Regions from separate parts of the Homo sapiens genome. Here region 1 is linked to region 2. The links are chromatin contacts, found by Hi-C or POLR2A ChIA-PET in ENCODE. All regions are on one chromosome and are shown on one strand. The core of a region is the stretch at or near the end of the contact, and the rest is flanking DNA. Distances in the headings are between cores, read along the strand shown. Region 1 overlaps LRIG2-DT (LRIG2 divergent transcript). Region 2 overlaps LOC124904342 (a long non-coding RNA gene).

What was found. A loop is a pair of places that touch in the nucleus more often than their neighbours do. ChIA-PET counts read pairs that join two places held with the same protein, here RNA polymerase II (POLR2A). Pooled maps may share reads with other maps.
Region 1: a pooled map shows a loop between it and region 2 (2.1-fold over the local background). The contact joins two enhancer-like sites. A Hi-C loop is called at or near these places in 4 of 50 pooled maps. POLR2A ChIA-PET finds 5 or more read pairs at or near these places in 10 of 52 experiments (Caco-2, GM10248, GM12878 and 6 more).

The regions. Positions count from the first base shown.
Region 1 is chr1:113,029,155-113,033,927 of GRCh38, reverse strand. The region is part of intron 2 of LRIG2-DT (LRIG2 divergent transcript); the gene reads left to right. Among named protein-coding and RNA genes, the nearest start is that of LRIG2-DT, 42 kb to the left of the region's middle. Within about 2 kb of position 2,172, at least 2 of the 41 ENCODE cell types and tissues checked have a DNase peak (open chromatin) inside an H3K27ac peak, as active enhancers do.
Region 2 is chr1:112,902,416-112,907,229 of GRCh38, reverse strand. All of the region lies in intron 1 of LOC124904342 (a long non-coding RNA gene), which reads right to left. Among named protein-coding and RNA genes, the nearest start is that of MIR11399, 23 kb to the right of the region's middle. RefSeq lists enhancers at 507-1,066, 2,869-3,163, 3,070-4,001, 4,002-4,814. Within about 2 kb of position 2,134, at least 10 of the 41 ENCODE cell types and tissues checked have a DNase peak (open chromatin) inside an H3K27ac peak, as active enhancers do.

The DNA of each region.
Region 1 (4,773 bases), core at 923-3,422, 130 kb before region 2:
AAAAAAAAAAAAAAAAATCCGGTCATTTTGTTGGTCAGTGGTAAAGACTGAAAACCTGGAGTTCTTGCATTTGGCCCACTTATACTTACCTTTTGGTTTCTGGGCAGGGACTCAGAGCTTGTCCAGGAATCTGGAGGGATGGCTTGTAACATCTTTTCCTCCATGGGCCTTGAGAACAGTCTGTTCTTTCATGGGCTTCCACTTAGCACTGTTCAGAAGCATCCACAGCCACAGCCAGAGTCGGGGTCCTAGGCTTATAGAGTAGTGTCTCATGTCCTAAGGCTAGGCTCCACCACAGCAGAGCAGAATAGGTATCTGCTAAAATCTCCTATCACTTCTCATTTGTTTATTAAATCCTTTTTTTTTTTTATTAGAGGGAGTCTCCCTCAGTCACCTAGGCTGGAGTGCAGTGGCGTGATCACAAGTCACTGCAACCTCTACCTCCTGGGTTCAAGTGATTCTCCTGCATCAGCCTCCCGAGTAGCTGAGATTACAGGTGTGCGCCACCATGCCCAGCTAATTTTTGTATTTTTAGTAGAAATGGGATTTCACTGTGTTGGCCAGGCTGGTCTCCAACTCCCGACCTCAGGTGATCCACCCGCCTCAGCCTCCCAAAGTATTGGGATTACAGGCGTGAGCCACCGTGCCCAGCCTATGTTTCCTTTTCTTTTTTTTTTTTTTTTTTTTGAGATGGAGTCTTGCTCTGTCACCCAGGCTGGAGTCCAATGGCGCAATCTTGGCTCACTGCAGCCACTATCTCCCAGGTTCAAGTGATTCTCCTGTCTCAGCCTCCCGAGTAGCTGGGAGTACAGGCACCTGACATCATACGCAGCTAATTTTTGTATTTTAGTAGAGACTGGGTTTCACCATGATGGCCATGCTGGTCTGGAACTCCTGACCTCATGATCTGCCCACCTCGGCCTCTCAAAGTGCTAGGATTACAGGCGTGAGCCACTGGGCCAGCGGAAGTGTTTTTTAAAACACATTCTAACTGATAGCTATTAATATTTCTTGGATTGTTATATATGAGATAGGATAAGTTAAAAAAAAAAAAAGGGCCAGGCTCGGTGGCTCACGCCTGTAATCCCAGCACCTTGGGAGGCCGAGGTGGGTGGATCACCTAAGGTCAGGAGTTTGAGACCAGCCTGGCCAACATGGTGAAACCCCGTCTCTACTAAAAATACAAAAAATTGGCCAAGCATGGTGGCAGGCGCCTGTAATCCCAGCTACTTGGGAGGCTAAGGCAGGAGAATCACTTGAACCCAGGATGCGGAGGTTGCAGAGAGCTGAGATCATGCCATTGCACTCCAGCCTGGGCGACAAGAAAGAAACTCTGTCTCAAAAAAAAAAAGAAAAAAAAATCCTAGTATTAATAGGAAAATGCCAGGCAGTCAAGCATTCTAACAGAAAAGGTCAAAACAGGGATTTCTAATGTAAGTCCTGAACCCCTACTACCACTAACCTGGAGGCTCCATGGAGGTGTTAATGAAGGTGTAAGAGTTGTTTTCTCCTTTCCAAAGAAGTCTAATAGAAATCATCAATTATATTTATGCTACCTTTGCTTTTTTTTTTTTTTTTTGTCCAGAAACCCATCAAGGTAGTGTGGTAGGCCTGGCTGTCTTAAGGGAAAAGGGATTAATTAATGATATTTGTCTGGCAGGCTAAAATCTTTTCAAGCTTTGAGATCCACTCCTAAGAGCTACTTAGTAGTGAGAAGGTTAGGGATCTGCAATTTAATCTCTGGGAACAAAGTCTTAAACCAAAGAAATAAACCTCTTCAACAAACACTCAGGCAACAGTGCTGTTGCGTTTCAGGAGAAGGGTATGGATTAAAGAATTGAAGATACACTGGCCTTGATATCTAGGTCTCTAATGTAGAATCAGTAGTCTACGGTGGTTAAAATAATGGACTTTTTTCTTTTTTTGAGACAGAGTCTCACTCTGTCAACCAGCCTGGAGTGCAGTGGCGTGATCTTGGCTCACTGCAACCTCTGCCTCCCGAGCTCAAGTGATTCTCCTGCTTCAGCCTCCCGAGTAGCTGGGACTACAGGTGCATGCCACCATGCCCGGCTACTTTTTGTATTTTTAATAGAGTTGGGGTTTCACCATGTTGGCCAGCCTGATCTGGAACTCCTGACCTCAGGTAATCTGCCCGCCTCTGCCTTCCCAAAGTGCTGAGATTATAGGCATGAGCCACCGCACCTGGCCAAAATAATGGACTTTTAATAGTAAAGAGACATAGTTCAAATCTTGACTCTGCCACTTGCTATTAATAATTAACAAATTATTGAACTTCTCTGTGCATCAGTTTTCTCATTTGTAAAATAATAGAAACTATCTCATAGGCTTGCCAACTAGATGAATGAGATAATACATTTGAACTACAAGATGCTTGACATACAATAACTTCTCAATGAATGTCACAAATTTTTTTAACGGACCATAACTCAAATCTGTCTTTCACTATGACACAGGCACATCTGTTCATCCCCACCTGCCTGCCAATTCCTTTTTTTTCACCCTCTGAATTAATTGGATGTTTTAGATGTTGTCAAAAATGCCTGAAACCAAAGCAGAAGGAAAGTGTAGGCTGGGCCCCCACCCAGAAGTTGTGTGTCAGTTTGTTCCTCCTGAGTGAGGTTCACTACTAGGCTGGACACAGTGTGGAGGGAATTTGGGCCTCTGTTACAAAGGGAGGAAGAGGAAAAGAACAATTAAGGGCCCGTTCTCAGGAAGCTCACTCTAATATTACGGGAGTCACGAGTCAGGCTTGGAAAAGAAAGAAGACCAACTAAAAACATAATTGGTTAAGTATAAATATTGAATATGTAAGTGCTAGGTGGGAAGTTCTCCCTTGAGCTGCATTTGATGCGGAGGTAGGAAGACTTTGTTATGCTCTGCTATCACCTGCATTGAAGCACCTAGATCTTTTATCCCTCCAATCTGTCCCCACCACCCGGGCAGTTGCCATATTAATTGCCCTAAAGCACTACTTTAATCATGTCATTTCTCAACGAAAATATCAGACACTCTATGGAATTATCTATGGAATTAAGTACAGACTTTTTAGCCTCTCCAAATGTGAGCCCAACTTATCACCCCATTGTTCCCTGACATGTGTCAGATTGGTGTAGTCACTGTTCCCTAAGCACATCTTGAATGGTTGCTCTTCTGCACCTTTCTTTATTCTATCTGGAATGTCTTCTTGCCCCCTCCCGTCTCAAATACCACTCTCTCCTTTAAAGCTTCCCCTAACACCCTCCTAATTTTCTCAGCATTCTCTATCTAAAATTTGGAACTCTTATTTGCTGACTGGGGTTACAGTTCGTTTTGTTTTTTGAGACAGAGTCTTGCTCTGTTGCCCAGGCTGGAGTGCAGTGGCACGATCTTGGCTCACTGCAACCTCTGCCTCCTGGGTTCAAGTGATTCTCCCGCCTCAGCCACCCAAGTAGCAGGGATTACAGGTACCCGCCATCATGCCTGGGTAATTTTTGTATTTTTGTAGAGTCGGGGTTTCATTATATTGGCCACGCTGGTCTTGAACTCCTGACCTCAGGTGATCCCTCCCCACCGCCTCGGCCTCCCAAAGTGCTGGGATTACAGGCACGAGCCACTGCACCCGGCTAATACATCTCTTTAACTCTCTCCTAAGAGAATTTTAAAAAGTAAAAACAAAGAGAAGAAGGAAATTTAGCCCCCAGAAAAATTTACTGCAAAGTAAAATATAGCTTTAAAATTCAATGTTTTTCTTCTCTGAAGATACCCAGGACAGTTTGCCTCTGCTGTTTTTTGTTTTGTTTTGTTTTGTTTTTAATCATATAAATTGCTTTGCTTGAAAGGCAAGTGGGGGTAAATATAGCAGCAGTATCTCTGATATAACATTCTCTGACCTGTCCTGGACATGTCCTTGACATTGTCCTTTAGAAAGGAAAGAGAAGGAGAGAAAGTGTGTCCCTGCTACTGTATATAAGAGAAACTCCTATTTCTAGCCATTATCAGGGCACAAGGGGACTGATGAGTATACAGAATAAAAATAAAGGTCGAGTGCAGTGGCTCACACCTGTAACCCCAGCACTTGGGTAGGCAGAGGCAGGAGAACAGCTTCAGCCCAGGAGTTTGAGATCAGGCTGGGCAATACAGCAAGACGCTGTTCTCCACAAAAAGAAAAATAATAATAATAAAAATAAAGAAGCAAAAGATGATAGTAATTTGTCATGTCTCCTGTGTTTGGCTGTCTCTGGCAGGACAGCCAGAGCCAGAGAGAGTCGATCAGCAGTATTTACTGAGGTGAAGGTGGCCAGATGCCCTGTACTGGAAACCACACTCAGTTCAACTTCCATTTCTGCCAACTGCATTTTGAAAAGCGTCCTGCCTAAATGCTTTGTAGGTTACTGAATCCCACTTCCTCCTTACCCTTTTCAGAGTTTTTCTTTTTTTTTTTTTTTTGAGACGGAGTCTCGCTCTGTTGCCAGGATGGAGTGCAGTGTCGAGATCTCGGCTCACTGCAACCTCTGCCTCCTGGGTTCGAGCAATTCTCCTGTGTCAGCCTCCCGAGTAGCTGGGACTACAGTGTGCACCACCACGCCCAGCTAATTTTTGTATTTTTAGTAGAGATGGGGTTTCACTATGTTGGCCAGGATGGTCTCAATCTCTTGACCTCGTGATCCAGCCTCCTCGGCCTCCCAAAGTGTTGGGATTACAGGCGTGAGCCACCGCACCTGGCCCAGAGTTTCTTTTTTCTTAAAGGAAAATGTAAGGATACCAATAATGAAA
Region 2 (4,814 bases), core at 885-3,384:
CAACAAGAGTGAAACTCCATCGCAAAAAAAAAAAAAGAAAAGAAAAAGAAAAAATATAGTGATAGACAAAAAGAGGTGGAATTTGCTTGTCCACGTGGCTATCGTTTGTTCATTCACCAACAGATATTTATTGGACACTTAGTATATCCCAGGCATTGTTCCAGACTTTGAGAATCCAGCAGTGAATAAAACAAATGATATGTTTTCACAAGTATCTTACATTCTAGTAGGGAAAAATAGATGATGAACAGTAAGTTATTAAGAAAACAGTAGTTTTCAGAATAGAGCAATGGATATAAAATCAGCCTTCATTCATTCACCCTAACTATTTTTTGTAGCATGTATGTTTTGTGCCTGGCTCCATTAGCTGGATAGAGGGCATAATGCAGTGAACAAAATATAGTTCCTAGCACCCACAGCTTCTAGTGTAGTGGGGAAGATATGTAGTAACTTCTGTGGTGTGGTAACACATGGCAAAACCTAATCCAATCTTGGGAGAGCATAAAAAATCAAAAATTATGTTTTTGAGCAAGTTAATCTATCTGATCTTTGATAAACATGATAAAATTATTTTGAGGATTACATGTGAAAGTACACAGCACACCATTGAGCACATAGTAACATTAATATATTAAGTGCATAGTCATTGTAAAAATCTGAATCTCCTTGAACATTCTGCAATGCAGTGTAGCAAGTATCAGTTAGGTCATCAACCAGAACAACAATGAATAAAGAACAGCTAGTGATTGTATAGCTCATCCAATTTTACAAAGGCCTTTCAAATATATTCTATCATCTGATCCTGCAAAATCCTAGGGAAGTGAGTATAATTAAAGATACTGACTCTTTATCTGGGCCTTCATCTTGGCGGGTTATCCTCCCCTGCTGTCAGGGAGCACAAAGCGGGACTGCAGACAGCTTAACTGCTAGAGCTGAAGGTTGTGCTGGATGGAAGCTTTGGAATCATACAAGAATGCAAGAGACCAAATCCTGGGTGAACCTGAGGGGGAATAATGGCTAAACCAATCCCTGAGTTCTGCACCAAAATGTGTAAAATGGTTCCTGTCCCCACAAATTTACAATCTGATTCTGTCCCTTGGCTTCAAAATGCATAATGTGATGTTTTTTTCACTTGTGGATTTCCTTTCCTAATATGCTTTACTGATTCCAGAATTAAAACTTTGCATTTCCTGAGCTTACTCTGGCCAGATCCCAAGAGGAAGTGGCCAGAAGCCATTAAGAGGGCCAGGAGGGGAACTGGACCGGGATTAAAAGTCACCTGGTGTGCTGACAATCTGTATGTGCGTAATTGTCAACAGAAGGTTTAAATGGTTATAGTCTTTGTGATTTATCTTTCTTTTCCTTTCTCAACACCCTTTTTTGTCTCCCGCTTCTAACCACCTTGAGGCCAAAAAAGAAAAAAAAAAAAGGCCTGGGTACTTTGGTCAGGCTCTATTTGTATATGCTTTTTAGAATGGGTGTTGTACAAACTTGATATCAATGCTTTTCGCTTTAAATTTCAAGTACTATCTCAGTTCTTACATGCTAAGAATGAGTAACCAGGCCTGCAGTAGGTTTTCTGAGCTAGGTACTTTGATGGGGCTCTCCCTGTGCACTAGCCCCTCCTTCCCACCCTTTCCTACCCCCGACATGCCACAGTTGCCAAATCCTGTAGATTCAGCTAGCTTACTGTTTCTCCTTTCCATCCCCTCCTCTTCGTTTTTCTTGCTATTGGCTTAGTTTCCAACAGCTTCCCTCTTTTCTCACTCACCACTTCGGATCGAGCCTCAACAGTGCTGCCAAAATAATTTTTCTAGAAGGGCCAAATTTCTCCATGTTTTGTTTTGTTTTAACAACAATTTAAAAAAAGCCTATACCTCTTTTATAACTACAAACAAAAGCAATAAAGATAAAAATAATACAACTCAATCTAATCATGTCTTTTTTTTCTGCTTAAAATACTGTAGTTTGAGGATAAAGTCCAAACTCCTTGGCTTCTGGCCTCACAGAGCTCTCCGTGATTTCCTTCCTCTGTGAAGGAAACTCCTGAAGTTTCCTTCAGCCTTATCTCTTACCACTCCTCAGCCCACACCCTGCTCTCCAGGCCAACTGCATTTCTTAGGGCTGACCTGTACCTGAAAGCCCCGCCCTTCTTTTCCCTCTGCACCAACACCTTATCCTCCGAAATTTGGAAGCCTTACCTGATCCCACAATTTCATTTCAATTGCCCTCTTGACTGAAGTGCAGTTACAATGCAAGTCTTTCAAATCTCAGGTCTCAAATCTCAGGCCACTTACTAGCTCTGGGTCCTTAGGAAAGTTACTTAATCTCTAGGCCTTGGTTTCCAGATCTGTAAAATGGAACTAATAATAGAACTTAACTTACAGGGTCGCCATGATGATTAAATCTATAAAACCCTTAGCATAGTGCCTGACATGGAATAAATGCTCACTGTGTATTAATTTTGCTTACTCTTTCACAGATACCACTATTAAAGAATAGTTTTCAAAATGATAAAAGCATAACTCACACAGAGAATGAACATACATTTATTTAAATCATGAATTAAGGAGGAAACTAGTAGGATTTTATAACTGTTTAAAATGGAATTTTACTTATAAAACTGCCTTTGCCAAATTATGACTGAGACAGCCAAAGAGATCTAACTTAACAGACTCCATCTTGCTTCTAACCTCCAAGCTGTCCTTGTTCATTCCTGGGTATAGGCCGAACTAACTTTGGGAGAAGCTTAGTTTATAGTTTAAACAAAGACAGCTCTTTCCCAAAGCAGACCTCCTTTTTGCCTGGGGACTAGATTGCCTTTGTAGGACTAACATTAGCCACAAGATTAGAAATTGTGGTTTAGGAGTCATGCAGCTGGAGGCTACAAGATTCTGACCCTTCCTAAACTGCTCCTAAGATCAGTGCTTGAGATATTTTGCAGACTCGGCACTTGATGGATCATCTGGCACCACCCAATTGAAAAACTGGCTCAACTGATCTTGTAGCCCCCACCCAGGAAGTGACTCAGTGCAAGAAGACAGCTCCGACTCCCTACGATTTCATCTCTGACAAATCAGCACTCCTGGCTCACTGGCTTTCCCCCACCCACCAAGTTATCGTTAAAAATTCTGCTCCCTGAATACTTGGGGAGACTGATTTGAGTAATAATAAAACTCTGGTCTCCAACACAGCTGGCTCTGTGTAAATTACTCTTTCTCTATTGCAATTCCTCTGTCTTGATGAATGCTCTGTCTAGGCAGAGGGCAAGGTGAACCCCTTGGGCGGTTTGTTCTGTACTGGACAAAATGTATTTAGTTGCATTGCCATGAACAGAGTTGTTTGCATCCTGCATCCAGCTCTAGACAGAAAACATCTACACCATCATCAGGCCTCCCCATTAACCTTCATTTCTACAGAGTTATAAAACAGTCCAGCACTTTTGTAGGGTAGAATTGTAACACACATCATTCCATTGAAAGACACCCAGTCATTACTTGCCCATTTAAAAGTCTTTCACAATTTTTCCTAGCACTGCAGTGCATTGTACATGTTAGTTTGCTCTTCTAAATCCCTACGAAACTGTGAACTTCTTGAGATGAGAGGGAACCACACACAAAGTATGCCATGTGATTTTAGGGCCTGGGGAAGCTTCTGCAGGAAGTGGCATTTCAACCAGGTAGAGAAAAATAGTGCTGCATTTCTCCTGGAGAAAAGCATCCAGAGAAAGCTATGTAGGAACCATGGTAGAACTGACAGCCAAGCATTGTTAAACACAGACTGTGTGCCAGGCCCTGGGCTAGGTTAAGATAAAAAGCTGAATAAAGCCTGGTCTGTATTTTTAAGAAGCTTTAAATCTGTTGGTGGCATGAAAAGGAAATCAGTGCTTACAACATAGCATGATGAGGACCCTAAAAGTCCACAGGCCAAATTTCGGAGACTGAAGTGAACAAAGGCAGAGTGTTTCCCAAGCCCAAGTCTGATGAAGGGCAGAAAACAGAGGAGATCCCAGTGGGCCTGTGGGCTACTGAATAGGAAAAGCAAATTATTTTTCTCTATACTCACACTGAACATAGAACACTCCTGTGATCAAATGTGTAGGGATTTTTCTCCACATCAAGCAATTCTCCAATTTTCTGCAGACACCGAGAGTCTTACAACTAAACTCAATTCTGATACTATCTACCTAGGTATAGTGTCAGATCACACAGATTAAGGACTCAGTTCCAGGCCAGGCGTGGTGGCTCACGCCTGTAATCCAATCACTTTGGAAGGCCAAGGTGGGTGGATCATCTGAGCTCAGGAGTTCCAGACCAGCCTGGGCAACATGGTGAAACCCCATCTCTACTAAAAATACAAAAAATTAGCCGGGCATGGTGGCGCACGCCTGTAATCTCAAATACTTGGGAGGCTGAGGCAGGAGAGTTGCTTGAACCCAGGAGGTGGAGGTTGCAGTGAGCCAAGATTGCGCCACTCCACTCAAGCCTAGGTGACAAAGTGAGACCCTGTCTCAAAAAAAAAAAAAAAAAGACTCAGTTCCACACGTTCACACTCCAACTGCAAATAGTAGACCTTCATGTTACTCACAACTTCTGTCCAACTTAGCTACAAATTAGAGGTTTTACAAATTAGACCCTTTCTTGGGTTCAATCACTTGCTAGAGTGGCTCACAGAATTAAGGGAAATGCTTTACTTACATTTACCCATTTATTGTAAAGGTGTAAAATAAAATGTATGGGAAGCCATTGTTTTGGACTGAGCTCCTGCACTAGGCCCCAACAAAACAAATTAAAATGGAGTCACTTATGCTAAGT